Regions from separate parts of the Homo sapiens genome. Here regions 2 and 3 are each linked to region 1. A link is a loop called in an ENCODE intact Hi-C map of the cell type or tissue named here. Cell type or tissue: B cell. All regions are shown on one strand.

Region 1 (8,000 bases):
AATGTGGAGTGGACGACATGCCTGGTGTCTCCCTCTGGAGAGTGCACTCTGGATACTAATCTGAGTCTCCAAAAAGGAGAAAGGGTTAGGGATCATTTGGTCTCACCTTCCCTCCTGCTTTTACAGAAAGGGAACCAGAGAGGTATAGTGACTTGTTTATGTCATGCAGTGACTTGACAGCACAGTGGGACATGAACTTGGAGTCTTGGATGTGCAGTCCTGATCTTGCTCCCAGCACTGCTCAGGGAAGACATTCTTCCTGCTCTGCCTTCCCACCTCTCCTCCCAGGCTCCTGTGATCCCCACAGGGAGAGCTAGAGCTTCTATAAAAACTGCTGTAATTGATTCTTAACAGGAAGTGAGGGCTTTTTCACTTTGAGTTGACAACCACAGCAGCTACACACACACACACACACACACACACACACACACACACAAACACACACACAAACACAGACATACAGTTAAGGTTTAAATATCTGTCCCCTCTGAAACTCATGTTGAAACTTATTCCCCAATGTGGCAGTAGTGAAAAGTGGGATCTTCAAGAGGTGATTGGGCCATGAGGACTCTGCCCTCATGAATAGATTAATTCATTCATGGATTAATGGATTAATGGGTTCATGGATTAATGGGTTATCACGGGAATTGGACTGTTGGCTTTATAATAAGAGGAAGAGAGATCTGAGCTAACATGCTCAACCCCATCACCATGTGATGCCCTTCAGGGCCTCAGGACTCCGCAGAGTCCCCACCACCAAGAAGGACCTCACAAGGTGCAGCCCTTCAACCTTGGACTTCTCATTCTCCAGCACTGCAAGAAAGAATTCCTTTTCTTTATAAATTACCCAGTTTCAGGTACTCTGTTACAAATAACAGAAAACCGACTAAGACACACACACCCCAAGTTTGTACACAACCATGTGCACACACACAGTCACTTGCCCATACTCCTACGCATTCAGGCACCCAGCTGGGAACACAGCGTGCCTTTCTTTCTAGTGCCACAAGATACCCATTTATAGGCTTCCAGCTTGTGCCCTCTGACCTGCCTTACATTTTGATAGTAGAGGGTGGATTTGAGGGGGAAGAGCAGAGACCACAAGACCAGGCAGGGTTTCCTCAGTGGCTGCACTGCAGGGATTCAATGGGCAGCAAAGGCCCCCACACCCCAGGCTGGGCCTCATGGCTGAGACTCATCAGTCTTGGGCCTGGAGGGGCTGCTCTCAGTCTAACAGGCCTGACTGACAGGGAAACCACCAATTTGTCATTGGGTTCCAATCCCGAGTAGCTGGGATTACAGGCGTGCGCCATGACGCCTGGCTAATTTGTTTTGTATTTTTAGTACAGATGGGGTTTCACCATATTCGCCAGGCTGGTCTCAAACTCCTGACCTCAGGTGATCTGCCCGCCTTGGTCTCCCAAAGTCCTGGGATTACAGCCGTTAGCCACCTCACCCGGCCAGACAAATGTTTGTTGCATGAATGTCTTGCCCCTCACATCTGTGTTCCGTCCAGCCTTCCTCGCCTCTCCTTTTTCTTGGTGCCCTGGCTGTGGCCACAGTACTTTCCTAGGAGGAGGCCTATGCAGGCGCGTAAGGAACTCGGTGAAGGAGTCAGGGCCCCCAACTCGGCTCTCGCGAGCTTGCTGTGTGACCTCAGGCCAGTCACCTCCCCTCTTCTGGCCTGGGTTTCCACACCTGCACAATGGGAACAGCAACCTCAGCTGCCTGCCGTCTCTGACGTGAGGGCCAAATAAGAAAAGGTGAGAAGCTGGTCGCAAAGCGGTAAAAAAAGCCTTCAGCGCCGAAGCCGGGGAGGAAGCCGCTGATGAAGCTATTGCTGAGAAGTGTGAAGCCCCCACCCGAGGATCCGCTTTTGAAGAGGGACCCGGGGAACGCGTAGGGGGAAACTGCCTTCCTCTTCCCTCAGTGGAAAGGGCTGTGCTCATGTCACTGTGAAACGAAGCTATTTTTATGTAGTACAACTGCGATTATGACAGGGCCTCTTCCTGAAGGGGAAGGGTGGGGAGGAGACCTGAGTCATCAGTGGGGCGGCCGGCCCCACAGGCTGACACAGGCAGCTTGTGGAAACCAGGCCCCCCGCCCTGCCTTCCGCAGGTAGAGGCCCCAGAGAGGGGAAGGGGCCGACCACCTGCTCCCGAGCCATTCTCGGGCTCGGCCAGCCATTGGGCTGGGAACCTGTCAATCCTGGTTGATCTTCCAATGAGCTGTGAACTGGTCTTCCGGGAGGACTTACAGGAGGCTGGAAACGGGGCCTGGCGCGCGCTTCCCTCTCAGTGCGAGGCTGACTGGTTGGACTCGCCGGGCTCTACTGTGGGCCCCACGCTATGTTTAGACGCCCGACGTGTCCCATTTTATTGAACTCGTCCTGCCCCCCAAGTAGGGACGATTTACCTCCATTTTCTAGATAAGGCACTGGGGGCTCCGCGAGGGGATGTGGCGGACTGGAGCCCAGCTGCACTCCTGACGGGACTGAATGCGGGGCTGAGGGAGGCAACAGGAAGAATGAGTATTTTCTTTACTGGAAGGGCAGGGAAAGGTTTCTCTCAGAAGGTGACATTTGAGCTGGGCCCTAAACAATGAGCAGGATTTAGCTGTCTTGAGGAGGGGGAGAGGGAAGGGCATGTGACCCGGAAAGGATGCAGCCTGGGCAAAGGCAGGGAGGTGTGCATGGCTTGTTTGGGGGTGTCGAGCAGGTCGGGGGGGCTGGGTGGGGAGTGGCCGCGGGGCGTAGGTAGGGGAGGGCCTGGCATGACAGGCTAAGGGGTGTAGGCTCCTTGGGGTTCCTTCAGCGCTGTGCAAGCCCTGAGCATCCTCCCAGAGGTGTGGCCCTGCAGAGAGAGGGGAGGGAGCCCACTGGGGGAGGCGAGCTGAAGGAGTGGCCTGTCAGGTGGGTTTCCTGCCCTGGAGCCTGAGCTCAGGCAGTGGCTGCCGTGCCCCGCCGCCGCCCTCTTCTGCCGCCTCCTCCACGCCAGCACTTTTGCATGCAGTACTCCCTTCAGTCGTCACAGCCACCTGCAAGGTGAATATTACCACCTTTATTTCATAGGGGAGGTAACAGGTTTAGAGAGGTTAGAGGAGCCGCCCCAGGTCACACAGCCCCTCTTGATATTCTTCAACAAAAGAATCCTCTCTGACCCCTGCTCTCAGTCAACGGAACAACCAACAACCTCCTTCCTTCAGAGAAATAGGGACCCTGAGGCTGCAACCCAACTGTAATCATCTGCCTCCAGGCACCCTCTGCACAGACTCAGCTGTTAAATATAGATGGCCGCTTAGAGATCCTTTTGTTCTCTTTACATATTACAGATGGGGAAACTGAGGCCTAGTGAGGAAGAGACTTGCTTGGGGCCCCACAAATGGACCTAGATTGGCGAGCCTCTTTTGAGCCAGAGTCTCACTGGGGTTCTAGCCCAGCTGGGAAGTTGAGCAAAGAGGGATAAGTGGGTTACAGCTCAAGGACTGGGGGTGCCTTGGGGCTTCTAGGAGATGAGAGCCGAAAGGCATTCAGCCCTTTAACCCCACTCCAGAGCTTCAGACTGTTCCTTCTCAAGACACTTTACTGCCATCTGTCTGAAAAGTGTGCTAATAAATATGCAAATTTTGGTGACTTGAGAGGACTGGTGTCCTCTTGAGTTGTACAGGGCACAATTTGCAGATTTGTGAGTGATCACCAAGCCCCGAAGATGCAGCGAGGTCTCTGGCAACTCCCTTTCTCAGTCCCTTCTCTATTCCTCTCTTCTTCTTTGTCCCTCTCAGACTGGGACTGGGGGTGGGGGCAGGGGGGGGATTTCCTACTAGGGTGGGAGGAAGAAGGGTGAAGGAAGTAGGGTAGGAGGAGGGGAAGTGTGGAGGACAACAGAGGGAAAGGGTAGAACTTATTTCTGCTGTCAGAAACCGAAACCAAAAGTCCTGGCAGGAGTTAATGTGAGAGGGAGGTCTGTAGCAAGAGGCTGAGGAGCAAAGCCTTCACATCTGAGGACAGCAGCCCTGTCAGAGACACCCTGGCTGCAACCTCGGTGTCACTTAGACCAGGGCTTGCCTCTCATGCTGACAAGAAGCATGCAAAGGCAGTCTGTTTTCTCTGGGGATACCAAAGGCCCCTCCAGACCTTACAGTGCCCAGCACTGGTGTTAGGATCACTGCTGGAAAGGGGAGGGGGCACTAACTCAAGTCACCATGTCATCTAATAGCCCAAGAGTGGGTGACCCTTTGTCTTGTCTGGTATTAGTCTGTGTGGACCTGCATACACCCATGAGGCTGAGGCTGGGGGCAGCCGGCATCTGTGTGTCTAGCATAATGGGGATCCTCTTTCCCCAAGTCAAGCTTAGGACGTGTGGTATAACATAGATTTTTGTGATCCACCTGGCTGTGAGAGGTCATTTAGGTGCCACAATAATGGATTCTTTGGGGCACTTCATACTCTATTATAACAATAGGAGAAAATGTTTGCAACTTGGACTTGTCTTTTAAAATTCAGATTGTGTGGCCACTATTTCTTGTGAACTTTGTGATTCAACGAGCCAATTGTGTACTGGGAACCCAGATGGTGCCCCTCCCTTGAGGCTTGCTGGGTCCTCTGTGTAGGGATAGACTCTGTTCCGGGCGCCGTGGCTCCCAGTTCCAGACTGGCAGCCCTTTGAGCGGCTGAAACTTTAATTCATCTTTGTATCTCCCATGATGATAGGAACCTCCTGTCTCCTCAGGGGTTCTCAGAGTGTGAGTTTCTGGCTTCTCCATTCATCCCTCTGAGGCTGACATATCTGTGCTGGCTTCACAGAGGCAGAGAAGAATGGGGAGCATGCAGGGGAGGTGGACTGATGGATCAGGGCACAGGGGAACCTGGCTCCACCATTTCCCAGCCCTGAGGCCTTGGACAAGTTACATTTCTGAGTCTCAGTTTCTTCATCTGTAAATGGGGATGATTTAAATAGTTGACTTTTACTGAGCATGTTCTCTGGGTCAGGCACTGCGTTAAGCATATTGCAGGCAGACTTATTCAGAAAGCATTTATGAGGGCCTCCAATGTGTAAGGAACACCACAGTGTCAGAAGGAGAGGCTTGAAGAAGATAGGTGACTGGCCAAGGTCACATGCAGGTGAAGGAGTGGCAGAACTTGTACCCCAGAGCCCACTCTTATAACGAGCCCTCTGTATTGGATGGCCCCAGCAGACCCGAGAGGACAGGCCAGTGGAGAGCTCAGCATGGAGTCAGGTGGGGGAGACTCCTCTGTTCTCAGTGGAGGCCAGGCCCAGCTGTCCTGGAAGGAGCTAGAAGCCTGAATTCAGGTTGTGGAGCAGTGAGAGTCCAGCCCCACACAGGATGCCATGGGAGGAGGCCCTTCAAACCGGGATTCTGAAAGAACACATCCAATAGAAGGGGCAAGGGCTGCTGAGGGCCCTGAGGAGGGGGCGTGGGCTACCCATGAGCAGGCCCTTCACTCGTGGCCTCAGCTGCCCCTGCAGAAGGCTGGAGCCTGAGAGGAAGCCAGCCAAGTGAGCGGTGGAGGAGGAAGCTGGTCACATTCAGTTCTGGCTGACTCACGGGATCTGGGCTGAAGGACATATGTCTGGGAGTGCCCCAGAAAATATCTCACTGATATGGGAGATTTACTGGACTGCCTTTGGGGATTAGGCGTAGCCTCCCTTCCCTGCACCCCAGGGAGTGAATCCACTTCCCCACCCCTACCAGTGACCTCAGGCAGATGGCCCCAGGTAGAGAAAGCTGTGATTTGGTCAAGGACTCCTCTTGGCAGAGGCTGGCAGACCTCTAGGCCAGCCAGAGGAGATGGGCCTGCAGTGCACAGCCCCAAGGACTGGACACGTGTACACACAGCACCCAGAGGGACAGGATGTGAGGGCCAGGCTGGGCAGATGCAGGGAAGCCTTGAAGCCACCCTTGCTCTTCTCCTCTACACCCCAAGTCCTCAGTCAACCCTGTTGGCTCCAGCTCCACAGTACAAGCCTCTTCTGGTTCCTTTCCCACTGTCTTTTGAGCCTCCCCTTTACCAGCCTCCCTGCTTCTACCCTTGACCCAGAGTCTGTTCTCAACACTGCAGCCAGAGTGATAGTGTTAAAGATCACATCACTTCTGGGTTCATTCCAGTGGGCCGTCATCCACCCCAACTTCACCAAGAGCAAATGCCAAGCCCCCACCTCCCAAAACATACCTCTTAGATACTATTTCCTACTCCTCTCCCCATTCCTCACTCTGCAACAGCCACTCTGGCTTTCTTGCTTTTTTTCAAATAGCCCAGGCACAGCCTCCCACCCCAGGCCTTTGTACTGTCAGTTCCCTGTGCCCTGAACACTCTTTTCTTAGACATCGGCATGGCATACCACCTTACTGCCTTCCAGCCTGCTCAAATATCACTGTATTTCTCAGCATTCAAATTAGCATTATTTCAGGACTATTTTCAAAGGTGTGGACAGGCTGTAAGGAAACCCTAAGGGAGAGTGCAGTGCCCAGGTTCAGTAGCATGGGGCATTTTTGCTACTCCCAGGCCTGGCAGAAGGGCGAGGAGGAGGGAAAGACATGGCTGGTGGAAGGAAGGACAGAATTGTGGGAGAGGGCCACCTGACCAGAGCTGTGACCTGCAAGGAGGGAGCCAGGGGGATAAAAACCTCCCCCGCCTGTCTAAGCTCTCCTGCGAGGCTCATTGGCTGAATCCAGCCAGAGCCAGGACACAGTCCTTCAGGTCAGCCTTTTCTGGGGATCTGGAGGGCAAATGGAAGTTCCCTAGCACGGTTGCTTTCTTGGGAAATGTGACTGCTCCCCACCCCCAACTCCCAAGTCCTCTTACCTTGCCCTGTTTTTTCCCCATGGCACTTTTCTTCTAACATATTTACATATTATGATTATTTTTATTGTCTGTTAGCTCCAGGAGGGTAAGAATTTCAGTCTCTGTTATTTTTTGTTGTACCCCAAGTATCTAGAACACTGACTGGCACATTGTTGACAATAATTGTTGAATAAACAAATGCCTACTCAATCTCTCTGGGCATTTTGGGGAAAGCCTTTGGTGCCCAACTGGGCCCCTGCCTGGGGAAGGAGTGGGTTGATGCTGCAGACTGGGGTTCCAGGATTGGAGAGAAGCCAGCAGAGCCCCAGCTGGGAAGGAAGGAGAGCCTGCAGGGCTCTGCCCACAGCAGCCGCCCATTCCTGTGGCTCCCACAGCAGATCCCTGCCACTCTCCAAGGCTGTGACTTTGAGACTGGTAGGATTTTCCTTGGCAAATGCATCACTCTGCTCGGTCTCTCCAACAAGGCACCACTATGTGAAATCTCCTACCTCATGAATTAGCTCTTTGAAGGCACATCTGGTGCCTTTCCTGGGCCTCTAAGGAATGTTTTCTTCAAGGAGTTCTGGACTCACCCTGCAATGGAAAGTCCAGGAGTTGTAGGCTTGGGGGCTGTGTTCTGAGCCTCCCTGACAAGGCCTTGGATTCCTAGGTACATGGCATTGTGGGGCTTGTCTGACCCCAGGGCTGTCCTTGGTTCATTCTTGGGCTCCTTCCCTCAAAGGTGCCCAGGAATGCTGGGGACTTCCTGAGATGGCACCATCATCCCCTCACTAAGACTTGATGTCCTATGGGAGTGAAGACTCAAAACAACACAAAGCCCAGCCTTGTACTCCAGTTGTAAGGTTGTGCATTTTCTTAAATGGATCTATAAACTGAAAGTGATTTAAATCAAAACAATAGGATTTGAGGAGGGTGCCTTGGAAAATAATATTAATCTGGAAAAATAAACATTTGAGACTAGCAGGAAAATTCTGAAAAACAACAGGAACACACTACATAAAATCCAGAGTCTCGGCCGGGCACAGTGGCTCACGCCTGTAATCCCAGCACTTTGGGAGGCTGAGGTGGGTGGATCACGAGGTCAGCAGATTGAGACCATCCTGGCTAACACGGTGAAACCCCATCTCTACTAAAAATACAAAAAATTAGCCAGGCACGGTGGCGGGTGCCTGTAGTC
Region 2 (8,000 bases), 410 kb after region 1:
GGAACCCAGCTGGCTTCGTCCAGTGGATCCTCCACTGGGGCCGCAGGTGGAGCTGCCTGCCAGTCCTGAGCCGTGTGCCGGCACTCCTCAGCCCTTGGGCGGTCCATGGGACTGGGCGCGGTGGAACAGGGGGCGGCACTTGTCCGTGGAGGCTCCGGCCGCGCAGAAGCCCATGGCGGGTGGGCAGGGTAGGCTCAGGCATTGCAGGCTGCAGGTCCCGAGCCCTGCCCTGCAGGGAGGCAGCTAAGGCCCGGCAAGAAATCCAGCACAGCGCCGGTGGGCCGGCACTGCTGGGGGACCTGGCGCATCCTCCGCAGCTGCTGGCCCAGGTGCTAAGCCCCTTACTGTCTGGGGTCGGCGGAGCCGGCCGGCCGGCCGCTCGGACTGCGGGCCGCCAAGGCCACGCCCACCCGGAACTCTAGCTGGCCCGCAAGCCCCGTGCGCAGCCCCGGTTCCTGCGGTGTCTCTCCCTCCACACCTCCCCGCAGGCTGAGGGAGCCGGCTCCGGCCTCGGCCATCCCAGGAAGGGGCTCCCACAGTGCAGCGGCGGGCTGAAGGGCTCCTCAAGCGCGGCCAGAGTGGGCGCTGAGGCCAAGGAGGCACCGAGAGCGAGCGAGGGCTACGAGGGCTGCCAGCGCGCTGTCACCTCTCACCAACACTTTCAGAGGCAGGGGTGGGAGAATCCCCTGAGCCCACGAATTCGAGACCAGCATGGGCAACATGTCTGTCAACATAGGGAGACCCCCATCTCTACAAAAAATTAAAAAATAAAATTAGCCCAATGTGGTGGCTTGCAGACTATAGTCCCAGATACTCGGGTGACTGAGGCAGGAGGTGCTTAATCCCAGCAGTTTGAGGCTGCAGTGAGCTATGATTGCAGCCCTGCACTCCAGCCTGGGTGACAGAACGTGTATCAAAACAAAAACAAATAGGAATGGCTACAGTAACCTTCCAGCAGTCAAGAAGATGACCTTCAGCCAGTACCCCTATAGCAACCTCTGCAAGGGCTTGGGGGCCTTGCTCTCAGAACAGGGCTTTCATCTTACGAACAAGTTCCTGACCTACTTCCCCGGGAGGAGCACTGAGGATGGCCGCAAGCGAGTATTTCTGCGAGATCGCCCCCCGCCCCCCCACTGACCCCTCGATGTTCCCCACGTGGCCCGTAAAGAGTGAGCAGCAGTGTGTGAAGTGGAGCACCAGCACGCCCCCACCCGACCCGCGCCCCGCCAGGGAGGCCTGGGCTACAGCCAGCTGGGTGACGACCACGTGAAGGAGACTGGCTTCCACTTCACCATCACGAACCAGGGCGCCTCGGTTGCGGGCCCGGCTTCAGCCTCAAGTTCTGGCAAGGTCAGAGCCGACTCCAAGTCATGGGGAGGATTCAGCCCGGACCACGGGGCAGCTGCTACGGCTGAGCTGCCTTGAGTCTCAGAACTCCTCATCTTTATTTTGTGTTCCACATTTTGTTTTTGTATTTTGGTTTGTAAATTTGTAGAATTAAATCACATTTTCCTTGTTGTGGGAAGGAAAAACCAAGCAAACAAACAAACAAAACCAGATGAATGTTTGCTCACCAATGAGCCACACCAAAAGAAGCCGGTACAAAAGGCCACATGTTGTATGCTTCCTTTTATATGAAATGTCTGGAATGGGCCTATCAGAGACAGAAAGTAGATTAGTAGTTGCCAGAGGCTGGGTGAATGAGCAGGTGGGAAGTAACTTCTAATGGGTACTGTTTCATTTTTCGGAGTGGCAAAAACATTCTAACTGGGCTCGGTGGCTCACCTGTAATCTCAGCACTTTGGGAGGCCAAGGCGGGGAGATCACTTGAGGTTAGGAGTTCAAGACCAGCCTGGCCAACATGGTGAATCCCTGTCTCTACTAAAAATACAAAAATTATCTGGGCATGGTGGCAGGCGCCTACAGTCCCAGCTACTTGGGAGGCTGAGGCGGGAGAATCTCTTGAACCTGGAAGACGGAGGTTGCAGTAAGCCGAGATTGCGCCACTGCACTCCAGCCTGGGGAGCAGAGCAAGACTCCGTCTCAAAAAAAAAGAAAAACAATAACAGACCCAAAACAAAAAATTCTAAAATTATATTGTGGGGATGATTCTACAACTGTGAATATACTAAAAACCATTGAATTGTATACTCTATTTATTTATTTTGAGACGGAGTCTCGCTCTGTCGCTCAGGCTGGAGTGCAGTCGCACAATCTCAGCTCACTGCAAGCTCCGCCTCCCGAGTTCACGCCATTCTCCTGCCTCAGCCTCCCAAGTAGCTGGGACTGCAGGCGCCCGCCACCACGCCCGGCTAATTGTTTTGTATTTTTAGTAGAGACGGGGTTTCACTGTGTTAGCCAGGATGGTCTCGATCTCCTGACCTGGTGATCCGCCCACCTCGGCCTCCCAAAGTGCTGGGATTACAGGAGTGAGCCACCGCGCCCGGCCGAATGGTATACTTTAAATGGATGGATCGCTTGGCTTTTAAATTATATCCAGTAAATCTATTTTTTAAATGTATTAGACAAATTTAAATTACATGCATGTCAAATATGATTGACTTGCTAGCAAAGGAGCAGCAAAGTGAAAAAAAGTGTTGGTTTAGAGAAGGTGTGAAAGTCGGGAAATGAAATGTTTACACCATCGGCTGTAAAAGTCTTAGTGCTGGCTGGGCGAGGTGGCTCAGGCCTGTAATCCCAATTCTTTGGGAGGCCGAGATGGGAGGATTGCTTGTGGCCCGTAATTCCAGACCAGCCTGCACTGCTTTCCTTTCACTGGTTGCCGAGTGAGCACATTCCTTAGAAAGGAATTCCCTGTAGGCTGGTGAGAGCCGACAGTGTAGCTCCGAGGGGGAGAGGGCAGCACTATGTTTTTAAATTATTATTTTTTGTAGAGATGGCAGGTCTGGAACTCTGGGCGTCAGGCGATCCTCCCGCCTAGAATAAGGAGACACGAGGTCTGAAACTGGAATAGCAAGATTGCATCCCCAACAGCAGATTCCGGTCGGGCAGGAAACCTGAAACAGAGCGCTCAAGTTCCAATTTTAAACAGGACATTGCCGGGAATTCTCAAATGGCATGCAAAATTCAGTATATCCCCGGAGTGCACGGTTAAAAATAACATCAGAACGCCCCTGCGCCCACCACACAGTTTAAGAAAACGGAAATTGTCAAACTTTTTAAACCCCTGTGCGCCCTTCCCCAAGTCACATCTCTCGCTCCTCACCGAAGGGAGGAACCACTATTCTGAATTCTGTGTTAATCATTGACTTGCCAATTTTTTCTCTTTCAATTTAATAGCAGTCTTTATTTAAAAGAAATCAAACTCAGACGTACAAATACACAAAACAGATAAAACCCGAGTCTCTGACCAGGAAAGCGTTATTTTCCAGCCAGCCAGTCTTCGGCTTCGCCCCCTAACGGTGACATAAGGCACTCTGTGAAATGCTCTGTTCCGGAATCAAAAGATTGATCCGATTATTTGCATACCCATAATGCACTGCTCACAGTACAAATTTAAAAAGGCAAAATCAAACATTTTTATTCTAAGCATATTCTGTGAAAGTTAGACTTTTGTTTAAACAATACTCTTAAAATTTTTTTCTAGGTATAGAACCTTGGCATTCACTAGTCACCATCACTATACTAGGAGTTTCTGTTACCCGAGAAACGAGTTATGAAATTAACAAGCATACTCTGGTTTCTCTTCAGATCGTATAAATCTTTCGCCTTTTACTAAAGATTTCCGTGGAGAGGAACAACTCTGAGTCTTAAGCTAATTTTTTGAGGCCTTGTTCCGACAAGGCTATATAAAGCTGTTAAAAAATCAGATTGACTTCATTTAGGGTGTTTCTTACAGATATCGTTTAAGTTTTCGGTTCTGCTTGTAAACGCTTCAATCGCTCATGCGTTTAAACTTTGTGTAAGTGCAAGCGTTCTTTTTCTAGTGAAGCTTCTTCCAACAAGTTAGAAGTATTTACTTCAGTGTCATTAATGTGAAAGATTCTTAAAAGTGTTCTGGCTGGGCGCGGTGGCTTATGCCGGTAATCCCACTGCATTGGGTAAACCAAGGTGAGCGGATCACTTGAGGTCAGGAGTTCGAGACCAGCCTGGGCCAACGTGGTGAAACCCACGTTGTACATTGTTTTCTTAGTCTTCTGAATCCTGTGTATATTTTGCATTTAGCGCATCTCAATTAGGACTAGCTGCATTTCAAGCGCTCAATCGGCACACATGGACAATGACTAATAATTGCCCTGTGCACCTCTGCTAGGTGTAAAACGTTTGAACAGAGCACAGTGTGTAGATCCGTTCTCCCTTCCTGTAGGTTTTGGGGTTTTGCCAGATTTTGGCCATTGGAACTCCTTGAACCTGTGCAAGGTTATATTTCCTTAAAGTGTGGAATGGAATGGCTGGCTGGGTCTTAGGGCAGGTAGGTACCTGCATAATAATTTTTTCCCAAATTATGTACTTATTTGCATTTTCACAAATGGCCTATTATATTCCCATTGCTTCTCACCCTTACTGGCCTTGAAATGCTCAGAAGTTGCCGGGCGTGATGGCTCACCCCTGTAATCCCAGCACTTTAGGAGGCCAAGGCAGGCGGATCACCTGAGGTCAGGAGTTCGAGACCAGCCTGCCCAAGATGGCAAAACCCCGTCTTTACTAAAAATATAAAAAATTAGCCGGGCGTGGTGGTGCCTATAATCCCAGCTACTCGGGAGGCTGAGGCAGAAGAATCGCTTGAACCTGGGAGGCAGAGGTTGCAATGAGCTGAGATCGTGCCACTGCACTCCAGCCCGGGCAACAAGAGTGAAGCTCCATCTCAAAAAAAAAAAAAAAAAGTAAAAAAAAAGAAATGCTCAGAAGTTAATCTTTGTCCATCTGGTAGTTATGAAATTGTAACTTTTAGTGGTTTTTAAATGTTACTTTAGTTTTTGAGACAGGGTCTGGCTTTATCACACAGGCTGGAGTGCAGCGGCATGATATCCTCTCACTGCAGCCTCAACTTCCTGATCCAAGTGATCCCACCTCAGTCTCCCAAGCAGCTGGGACTGCAGGCGTGCACCACCACACTGGCTGATTTTTAAAAATTTTTATTTTGTTTTTATGCTTTTTGTAGAGACAGGATTTCTCCATGTTGCCCAGGGTGAGCTGCTCTGGATCTTCTGAGCTCAAGTTATCCTCCCACCTCGACCTCCCAAAATGCTGGGATTGCAGGTGTGTGCCATTGTGCCTGGCTTTTTTTTTTTTTTTTTCCTTTACAAATGTCTAATCTTCCAGCATTATAGTAATTTTAATGTACATCTCCCTAATTACTAATGAGGTTGAACATCTTTTCAAAGATTTTTTGGCCATTCATAGTTTCTCCTGTAAAATGCCTGTTTGTGCCTTTTGCCCATTTTTTTCTTAGATGGCGAATCTTTTTCTTAGTGGGTATAGTAGTTTTTTGCACAGCTTCTAGACTTCAGAGACTTTAAATAGTAATTCTTTGTTGGTTATATGGTGCAATTACCTTCTCCCAGTTTACAGCTTCTCTTTTTGCTCTTATAGAGTCTCTTGGTGACTGGTTTTAATGTCAGATTGATTTGTTTTTTTTCTTCATTCTCATTTGTACTTTTGTGTGTTTTGTTTAATAAACAACTCACCACCTCAAATTATTAAATAAATTCTGTATCTTTTTAAGTGATGTCTTTCATATTAAGTCCTTGATTCCTCTGGAATTGAATTTTTATGTATAGTGTGAAGTGTGAATCTGGTGTTATTTTTCCCCTGGAAATGATTGGCAATTGTCCAGCACTGTGTATTGACTTGGTACCTCCTTTCCCTAGGGATATGCAGTGACATGTGTCCATGGGTCTGTTTGTCTAAACTTGAGCCAATATTGCACATCCTAATTACTATGAGTTTATAATAAGACTTAAAATCTGGTGGGTGTCATCTCTCTACTTTGTTTTCTTTTTAATAGTAACTTGGCTAAACTTTCTTCTTCCAAAAATGTTTAGAATTGTCTTGTCAATTTCCATGAAAATCCCTATTGCGTCTGAATTAAATCTATAGATTGATTAGGGAGAATTGAATCTTTATCTTATTAATGGACATGATTTGTCTCTCCATATGTTTAGGTCTTCATTTTTTTTTATTCTTTATTTTTTTGAGACAGTCTCACTCTGTCGCCCAGGCTGGAGTGCAGTGGTGCGATCTCGGTTCACTGCAACCTCTGCCTCCCAGGTTCAAGCGATTCTCCTGCCTCAACCTCCCAAGTAGCTGGGATTACAGGTGCCTGCCACCACGCCTAGCTAATTTTTGTATTTTTAGTAGAAACGCGGTTTCACCATGTTGGCCAGGATGGTATCGAACTCCTGACCTCGTGATTTGCCTGTCTCGGGCTCCCAAAATGCTGGGATTACAGGCGTGAGCCACCGTGCCCAGGTCTTCATTATCTTTCAGTAAAGTGTTATAATTTTTCTACTAAAAATCTCACACTTTTTATTAATTTCTAAAATAATATCTCCTAACTGTACACTGCGGTTTTATAGAAATTCAGTGAACCTGTATGGGATCTTACATCTGGCAACCTTACTTGATTTATTAACTTTAATCTATGTGTAGATTATTTTCAGTTTTCTACCTATATAATCTCATTATCTGGGGATTTTTTTCAATTTTTCCTTTCTAATATTTATAATTATTTTTATTTATTTATTTATTTTTGAGAAGGAGTCTTGCTCTGTCATCCAGGCTGCAGTGCAATGATGCAATCTTGGCTCACACAACCTCCGCCTCCCAGGTTCAAGTGATTCTCGTGCCTCAGCCTCTGGAGTAGCTGGGATTACAGGTGCACCCCATCATGACCAACTAATTTTTGTATTTAAGTAGAGCTGGGGTTTCACCATGTTGGCCAGGCTGGTCTCGAACTCCTGACCTCAAGTGATCTGCCCACTTCAGCCTCCCAAAGTGTTGGGATTACAGGCGTGAGCCACTGCGCACGGCCTCAATTCAGTTTTGGATGTAGGACTTTTCCTTTTTTTTCTTGAGACAGGGTCTCCCTCTATCAACCAGGCTGGAGTATAGTGGTATAATCATGGCTGACTGCAGCTTCTACCTATCAGGCTCAAGTGATCCTCCTACTTCAGCTTCCTGAGTAGCTGGGACTACGGGCATGCACCACCACGCCCAGCTATTTGAATTGTTTTGTAGAGACAGTCTCACCATGTTGCCCAGGTTAGTCTCAAACTCCTGGATTCAAGCGATCCCACTGACTCAGCCTCCCAAAGTGCTGGCATTACAGGCGTGAGCCATCGTGCCCCACCCGGACTTTTCTTTCACATGTGAAACTGAGCCAGGAGTGGTGGCTGTAAACCCAGCTACTTAGGGGACCAAATTGGGAGGATCACTTGAGGCTGGGAGTTCGAGACCAGCCTAGGTGAAATAGTGAGACCCTGTCTCTAAAAGAATAATTTTAAAAAATGGTAAAATTGGCCAGGTGCAATGGCTCATGCCTATAATCCCAATACTTTGGGAGGCCAAGGCACATGGATTGCTTGTGGTCAGGAGTTTGAGACCAGCCTAGCTAACATGGTGAAACCCTGTCTCTACTAAAATACAAAAATTAGCTGGGCATGATGGTGTGTGCCTGTAATCCCAGCTACTCAGGAGGCTGAGGTGGGAGAATTGCTTGAACCTGGGAGGTGGAAGTTGCAGTGAGCCAAGATTCTGCCACTCTACTCTAGCCTGAGTGACAGAGGGAGACTCTCTCTCAAAAAGAAAAAGAAAAAAGTAGTTCGAGACCAGCTTGACCAACATGGTAAAACCCCATCTCTACTAAAAATACAAAAATTAGCTGGGTGTGGTGGTGGGCGCCTGTAGTCCAAACTATTTGGGAGGCGGAGGCAGGACAATCGCTCGAACCCAGGATGCAGAGGTTGCAGTGAGCTGAGATCACACCACTGCACACCAACCTGGGTAACAGAGTGAGGCTCTGTCTCAAAAATAAGTAA
Region 3 (8,000 bases), 290 kb after region 1:
GGGTCACAGCGGCGTGAATCCTGCCCGCAAGGCGCGCTGACTCGGTTCCGAACCCTTTCGCGGGCCCTAGACCCCGTGGAGAGTTCACCTGCCCGGCAGCCAGGCCTTCACGCTTCTCTGCCCCACAGCCGTCTATTCACCAGAGTAGACACCCAACCCCCCCCTCCCTTCCCCTCCTTCTCCTTCTACCCCCACCCCCAGCCTACTGGGCCCGGGGAGCTTGCGCGCGCCTGCGCCCTAGGCCCGGGGAGGGGGCGGAGGGCGTGGGCACGCGCCGTGTTTGCGAGCTGGTGAAGCTACGTGAGGCGAAGGCGAGGGGGTGGTGCCCTGGGCGCCAATGAGTTCCCTACGGCAAGCGTCTAGCCCCAACTGGGGCGACTACAGGTCCCGACGCTCAAGGTTGCCAAAAGCCCTTTTATCCTAAAGTTGAAAGGTTTTGCGATAGACGCGGAGAGATGCATGCCGGGACTTGTAGTCCCGAGTCGTCATAGTCGAGCTCTTCCGGTCACTTTTAGTGGGCGGCAGGGAAGGTCAAGGTGAGGCTGGTGGCTTAACCCTCCAGGGGGAAGTCTCTAAAGTGCCTTGGTAGGCGCTGGATGCTTCAGATTCACTAAATTTCTTCCCCCGGAATTCCACATCCTGTGTTCCTTATCTTCTCATTCTCCTTAGTTTCATCACTTGTAACATGGAGTTGGTATTGTCAGTTAGTTCCCTGAGCAGCAATTGTTAGTTGGTAACAGCTCCGTCTCCTTGTTCTTTCAGGCCTCGTGGTGATAAAGCTTCTAGCTGTTGCTAGTCCGTGGGTGCTTTAAAGTCTTGAGGGTTTTCTTTTCTTTCTTTCTTTTTTTTAATTTAGTAAAGATGAGGTCTCCCTATGTTGCCCAGGCTGGTCTCAAACTCCTGGGCTCAAGTGATCCTCTCGCCTCGCCCTCCCAAAGTGCTGGGATTACAGGCGTGAGCCACCGCACCCGGCCGTGATTAAGGATGGCACTGCATAGATAACCTCTGGTCAGGTTCCTATCAGGCCATCCTCTCAAGTTATGAATTCAAAAGCACAGAGCCGGCTGGGCGTGGTGGCTCACACCTGTAATCCCAGCACTTTGGGAGGCCGAGGCAGGTGGATCACGAGGTCAGGAGTTTGCGACCAGCCTGACCCACATGGTGAAACCCCATCTCTACTAAAAATACAAAAATTAGGTAGGTGTGGTGGCGTACTCCTGTAATCCCAGCTACTCAGGAGGCTGAGGTGGGAGAATTGCTTGAACCCAGGAGGCGAAGGTTGCAGTGAGCCGATATCGTGCCATTGCACTCCAGCCTGGGCGACAGAGCGAGACTCCGTCTCAAAAAAAAAAAAAAAAAACCCAGAGCCATCTGAGATTATCCCTGTGAGAAAATGGATCCTTCACCAGGAAAGTGATGGCAAATACTTGTGGTCACATCAGCCCTTCCACATCACACCTACTTTCAGCTGTTTTCTGACAGATTAATGACGCTTTAAAAAGAAAGTCAAGTGCAGTTTTCCAGCTCAAATAGTTTACACTGGAGGAGTTAACTCCTTGAGTTATTTACTTTTTGCGAACTACATAGCTGAAGGCACATAACTTTTTTTTTGAGACAGAGTCTCCATCTGTCACCCAGGCTGAAGTGCAGTGGCACCATCTCAGCTCACTGCAACCTCTGCCTCCTGGGTTCAAGTGATTCTCCTGCCTCAGCCTCCTGAGTAGCTGGGATTACAGGCATGCGTCACCATGCCCGGTTAATTTTTGTATTTTTAGTAGAGGCAGAGTTTCACTATGTTGGCCGTGTTAGTTTCAAACCCCTGACCTCAAGTGATCCGCCTGCCTCAGCCTCCCAAAGTGCTGGGATTACAGGCATGAGCCATTGCACCCAGTCAGGCACATAACTTTTTATGTCTTCATTTTATGTAAAACTTTTTCTTTTGTCTTTTTTTTTTTTTTTTTTTTGAGATGGAGTCTCACTCTGTGGCCAGGCTGGAGCGCAGTGGTGCGATCCTGGCTCACTGTAACCTCTGGCTCCTCGGTTCAAGCGATTCTCCTACCTCAGCCTCCTGAGTAGCTGGGACTACAGGCGCACACCACCACGCCCAGCTAGTTTTTGTATTTTTAGTAGAGACGGGGTTTCACCATGTTGGCCAGGATGGTTTTGATCTATTGACCTCATGATCCGCCTGCCTTGGCCTCCCAAAGTGTTGGGATTACAGGTGTGAGCCACCATGCAGGCCCTCTTTTTCTTTTATACTTGATTTTACCTCCCAGCATTATGAGTTGCTATAAGAAATATTTTAATAAATTAGAGTCCATGAGTCTTAACTCACTCAATATTAACCCTGATTTTTTTAGATGAGGAAACAGGCCTATTGAAAAGGCAGATACTTGACCAGGGTCACATAACAAGTGAAAAACAGAGAATAGAGCTGGAGTCTTCTGGCTTTAAAACTGTATTTCTCAAGCTTTTCTTTTTTAACCCAAGACTCTTTTCGATAAACATAAAAATCTCACTTCTCGGCCAGGCGCAGTTTCTCACGCCTGTAATCCCAGCACTTTGGGAGGCCAAGGCAGGTGGATCACCTGAGGTCAGGAGTTCCAGACTGGCCTGGCCAACATGGTGAAACCCCGTCTCTACTAAAAATACAAAAATTAGCCGGGTGTGGTGGCGCACGCCTGTGATCCCAGCTACTCGGGAGGCTAAGGCAGGAGAATCGCTTGAACCTGGGAGGCAGAGGTTGCAGTGAGCTGAGATCGTGACAATGCACTCCAGCCTGGGTGACAAAGCAAGTCTCCATCTCAACAACAACAACAAAAAATCTCGCTTCTCCTCTCCTCCACCAGAAATTCTGGCACATCTTCTCAGAGAGTCATCATTCTTTTGGGAATCTTTGTATCCTCTGAATAAAGACTTTTTTTTTCATGGCCAAACCCTGCTCCTTCATATCAGCAGACATTGATTATCCCTGGAAGGATATAAATATAAATATTGAGGAACTCAGTATTTTAAAAGATAAGGACCTGCATCTGTAGGTGGTGCGAACTCAAGATAATATTAACACATCGTATTGAACTTTATAACTTACAAAGGGTTTTCACATCCACTTTCTCATTTGATTATTACAACAACCAAATGATATATTGTTATTATCAGCATTCCAGTTTTGAAGCTGAGAAAATCAAGACACAGAGAGTTTAAGTGACTTGCCCAAGGTCACAGCAGAACCCAGACTTAAATCCAAATCACCATATGGGTTTCCATTACTTCTCTATATCTTATTCCAAAAGCTGATGAGATTTTAGGGGTCTGCAGAATCTCTACCCCCTACCCAGGAACATCTCACATCAAGGAATAAAAATCTGCCCTCCTATTAAGGAAGTGACCCACCATCTTTCCTTTACTTAAGAATTACTTTGGTTGTAGCCGGGCGCGGTGGCTCAGGCCTGTAGTCCCAGCACTTTGGAGGCTGAGGCTGGCGGATCACGAGGTCAGGAGTTCAAGACCAGCCTGGCCAACCTGGTGAACCCCGTCTCTAAAAATACAAAAATTAGCTGGGCACAGTGATGTGTGCCTGTAGTCCCAGCTACTCAGGAAGCTGAGGCAGGAAAATCGCTTGAACCTGGGAAGCGGAGGTTGCAGTGAGCCGAGATCATGCCACTGCACTCCAGCCTGGGCAGCAAAGTGAGACTCTGGCTCAAAAAAAAAAAAAAAAAAAGAATTACTTTGGTTGTTTGTTAAAATACATTAGGCCCCTCTCCTAAAGATTTTGACAAAATAGTCTGGAGGAGGGCTCAGGAATCTGTTTTTATTGCTGGATGCTAGAATCAGGAGATGCTAAGATTTATTTGCAGAAATGATATGTTTCCACTGTGCTGATAGAAGTCTGGACCTTTTTTTCTCAAGGTCTCTTTTAGGCTCCTTCCAACTGCTACTACTTTCTTCCTCAGGGAGTCACTGCCCAACCTTGGTATTGTAGGGTGACCAAGAGGACTACAGCGAGGCGCTCATCATTTTCCTGGGCCTGCCCTTGGGGGCTGGAGGTAACCTTAGATAGCATGAGATCCCCCTTGTCCTCAATTAGACTGCCTCTTGTTCCTCATCCTGATGTTCAGGGAGATGGTCAGCAGATGGTGCTAACTTACCACCCTTCCCTCTGAATCCTTTGGGGGCATTCTTAAAATTAATCCAGTGGAACTTTCAGTGTATCAAATCTTGAAGACAGTGCTAGGGAATTCTTGTTTGTATTTACTAAAGGGCACAGACGTCAGGAGTAGAAGGACTGGTGTGTGAATCCCAGCTGAGTTCCTTAACAGCCATGTGACCTCTGGTAAGTAAGTTAATTCCATAAGCCTGTTTTCCACTATAAATTGGGGTGCTCTTGACCTCCTAGAATTAATGTGAGGAATAAATGATCCCTTGGCACTTGCTATAGTGAGTAGGTGCTTACTAAGTAATAAAGATATTTTCCTGTGCAATGTTGTGAATTATGGATTTCCCTTTATGCCTTTAAAAATTCCTTTAAATAAAAAAATCAAAAAATATAAACAATGAGTTGCATACAAAATAAATAAAAAAATAAAAATAAAAAATTACTTTTTCGGTCATGCTTCTTAGCCAGCTAGTTGAGGATCTTACCCTATTCACAGTACTTTAGCATTGTGAGGAACTTGCTTGATTTCAAATGAAACACTTAAAAAGAGATGAAAGAGAGAATATGAACTCTTGGCTTATAAGTCCTTTCCAATTTCCAATTTCCAATTCATGTGCATTAACCATAATATTAGATAATAAAAGTGATTAACAATTATAATCACCCACTGGCTAGGGCCGGGCACAGTGGCTCATGCCTGTAATCCCAGCATTTTGGGAGGCCGAGGCGGGTGGATCACAAGGTCAGGAGATCGAGACCATCCTGGCTAACACGGTGAAACCCGTCTCTACTAAAAATACAAAAAATTAGCCAGTCATGGTGTCGGGCGCCTGTAGTCCCAGCCACTCTGGAGGCTGAGGCAGGAGAATGGCATGAACCTGGGAGGCGGAGCTTGCAGTGAGCCGAGATTGTACCACTGCACTCCAGCCTGGGTGACAGAGCAAGACTCCGTCTCAAAAACAAACAACCAAACAAAAAAAAAAAACAACCAATTATAATCATGTATTACCTGTAAGCAATTGTTAAATATACAGAAGCATCCACTGGCTATGTATGTAAAGTAGTACTCATGGGTAAATTAATCAATAACAAGGTTATGAAGAGAAAAGGCTTCTGAGCCATCAAAGTAGATATTACAAAGTTGGCATATCAAAGTTCATGTACTTTACTCATACCTAGGCTTTCAGAATTTCATTCTGTAAGTCTCTTTGCTCATTTTAAATACTAATTTGGTCATATGGATCCCCATTGCATGAGTCAGTAAATTAGAAAGGGGGAATAGGTGCTAGAACCACAGCCAAAGTGTTGTCTAATAGCCTGACAAAAAAGGAAACACAAAAACAGATGTGTGAACTCAACAAGAAGGGTATATAGTCTGGCATCATTTGGGATTAGATAAAATTTTTTATATATCATATCAGCCCTGGTTGCTATTTTATTAGTATTATACTTCCACAATAATGGTATTCATAATACATCAAGAAAAGATTGAATTATGTTATTTCTGTTTTTATAAAAGTAGACTAAATACTTTTATATTTCTACCCCAAAACAATCAAAAGTTTAAAAGTTTTGGAGGCCTGGTGCAGTAGCTCATTTTTGTAATCCCAGCACTTTGAGAGGCCAGGGCAGAAGGATCGCTTGAATCCAGGAGTTTGAAAACAGCCTGGGCAAAACAGTGAGACTCAGTCTCTACAAAAAATAAAATTTAGCCTGGTGTGGTGGCTCATGCCTGTAGTCCTAGCTCCTTGGGAGGCCAAGGTGGGAGGATTGCTTGAACCTGGGAGATCAAGGCTGCAGTGAGCTGTGATAGTGCTATTGCACTCCAGCCTGGGGAACAAAAACGCTGTCTCAAAAAAAAAAAAAAGTCTTAAATAAAGAGGAAAAGTTTGAATTTTCTGGAAAACTGCTTCTGTAAAACAACTCAATTTCCTATTGTGCTACAGAAATGAAACATCACCTTGTTAAATCTACAAAATTTTCAATCTCTTCCATTTCTAGCAGTGTGGGATACAGCAAATTCTTTTTTTTTGATGAGGGGACAGGGTCTCACTCTGTTGCCCAGACTGGAATACAGTAGCATAATCACAGCTCACTGCAGCCTCTACCTCCCAGGCTCAAGCGCTCCTCCCATCTCAGCCTCCCGAGTAGCTGGGACTACAGGTGTGTGCCACCATGCCTGGCTAATTTTTGTATTTTTTAAGAGATAGGGTTTCACCATGTTGCCCAGGATGGTCTGGAACTCCTGGGCTCAAGTGATCTACCTGCCTCAGCCTCCTAAAGTGCTAGGATTACAGGCATGAACCGCCACACCCAGCCAGCAAAGCCTTTTTTTTTTTTTTTTTTTTGAGACGGAGTCTTGCTCTGTCGCCCAGGCTGGAGTGCAGTGGCACAATCTTGCCTCACTGCAACCTCCGCCTCCTGGGTTCACGCCATTCTCCTGTCTCAGCCTCCTGAGTAGCTGGGACTACAGGCGTCCGCCACCACGCCTGGCTAATTTTTTGTATTTTTAATAGAGACGGGGTTTCACCATGTTAGCCAGGATGGTCTCGATCTCCTGACCTGGTGATCCACCCTCCTCGGCCCCCCAAAGTGCTGGGATTACAGGCGTGAGCCACAGGCGCCTGGCCAATTTTTGTATTTTTAGCCATGTTGGCCAGGCTGGTCTTGAACTCCTGACCTCAGGTGATCTGCTAGCCTCCGCCTCCCAAAGTGCTGGAATTGTAGGTGAGAGCGACCGCCCAAGGCCTTAGGACTGCCCTTTATATGCCACACCCCCACCATGGACACAGTTGACTGGACTAGAGGCAAACTGCAGCTGGGCCAACCAGATTGTCTCTCCAGGGAATTTGATTGGATAGCAGGATTGCCCTGTATTTCCCACCCCTGCCATGGCCACGGTTGATTGGACTAGAGGTGGAGCCCCAATTCAAACTGGGCCAATCAAATTCGGTCTTCAAGACAGGGCTATTCATTGACTTGAGATATAAATAGGGTGGCCACCTTCTTCTGTGAGCCCAGAGGAACAGAGAAAGCATATCTGCAAGCAGAACCAAGGGTTCCTGCAGAGAGGAAAGACCACACAGTGAGAGGGAGAGACTGCAACAGAGACAGGGGCTAAGAAGAGAGAGAAATTGGCCGGGTGCGGTGGCTCACGCCTGTAATCCCAGCACTTTGGGAGGCCGAGGCGGACGGATCACGAGGTCAGGAGATAGAGACCATTCTGGCTAACACGGTGAAACCCTGTCTCTACTAAAAATACAAAAAATTAGCCAGGCGTGGTGGCACCCGCCTGTAATCCCAGCTACTCGGGAGGGTGAGGCAGGAGAATCGGTTGAACGTGGGAGGTGGAGGATGCAGTGAGCCGAGATCGCACGACTGCACTCCAGCCTGGGCAACAGAGAGAGACTCCGTATCAAAAAACAAAAAACAAAACAAAACAAAACAAAAATAGCCTGGCATGGTGGCGGGCGCCTTTAATCTCGGCTACTCAGGAGGCTGAGGCAGGAGAATTGCTTGAACCCGGGGGGCGGAGGTTGCAGTGAGCCGAGATCGCGCCATTGCACTCCAGTCTGGGCAACAAGAGCACAGCTCCGTCTCAAAAAACAAAAACAAACAAACAAAAAAAAATAGAAATAAAGTCAGAGAGACAGTCTGAAAAACAGAGCATTGTAGGCCAGACGCGGTGGCTTACGCCTGTAATCCCAGCACTTTGGGAGGCCGCGGCGGGTGGATCACGAGGTCAGGACATCGAGACCATCCTGGCTAACACGGTGAAACTCTGCCTCTACTAAAAATACACACAAAAAAAGTTAGCCGGGCGTGGTGGCGGGCGCCTGTAGTC

What was found. Hi-C counts contacts between places; a loop is a spot of excess contacts. Peaks named below come from ENCODE experiments on the same cell type or tissue, not always from the same donor. Only the 100,000 strongest peaks of a DNase experiment are listed, where the experiment ranks them.
Region 2: a loop joins it to region 1, with 34 times the contacts of the local background. A loop is called at or near these places in 5 of 110 quality-filtered maps.
Region 3: a loop joins it to region 1, with 4 times the contacts of the local background. A loop is called at or near these places in 2 of 110 quality-filtered maps.

What each region holds. Positions count from the first base shown.
Region 1 is chr15:64,891,962-64,899,961 of GRCh38, forward strand. No RefSeq gene overlaps it. Among named protein-coding and RNA genes, the nearest start is that of ANKDD1A, 16 kb to the right of the region's middle. RefSeq lists enhancers at 1,473-1,582, 1,733-2,042, 2,837-3,435 and silencers at 2,583-2,632, 2,673-2,722. In B cell, a CTCF peak has its summit at 3,572; DNase peaks (open chromatin) are centred at 2,060, 2,920, 3,750, 3,900 and 1 weaker place; H3K4me3 peaks cover 3,620 bases; H3K27ac peaks cover 5,606 bases.
Region 2 is chr15:65,300,986-65,308,985 of GRCh38, forward strand. RNU5B-1 (RNA, U5B small nuclear 1) reads left to right here and starts at 3,692; the gene lies at 3,692-3,808. RefSeq lists an enhancer at 206-721 and a silencer at 3,650-3,809. In B cell, a CTCF peak has its summit at 3,433; DNase peaks (open chromatin) are centred at 3,696 and 3,956; H3K4me3 peaks cover 1,719 bases; H3K27ac peaks cover 1,804 bases.
Region 3 is chr15:65,185,197-65,193,196 of GRCh38, forward strand. CLPX (caseinolytic mitochondrial matrix peptidase chaperone subunit X) reads right to left here and starts at 146. Exons shown (of 14, transcript NM_006660.5): 1 at 1-146. LOC124903509 (a long non-coding RNA gene) reads left to right here and starts at 3,799. Exons shown (of 2, transcript XR_007064683.1): 1 at 3,799-4,046; 2 at 4,261-4,551. RefSeq lists enhancers at 1-663, 6,875-7,169 and a silencer at 85-394. In B cell, a CTCF peak has its summit at 4,103 (motif pointing right); DNase peaks (open chromatin) are centred at 285 and 4,115; H3K4me3 peaks cover 978 bases; H3K27ac peaks cover 1,035 bases.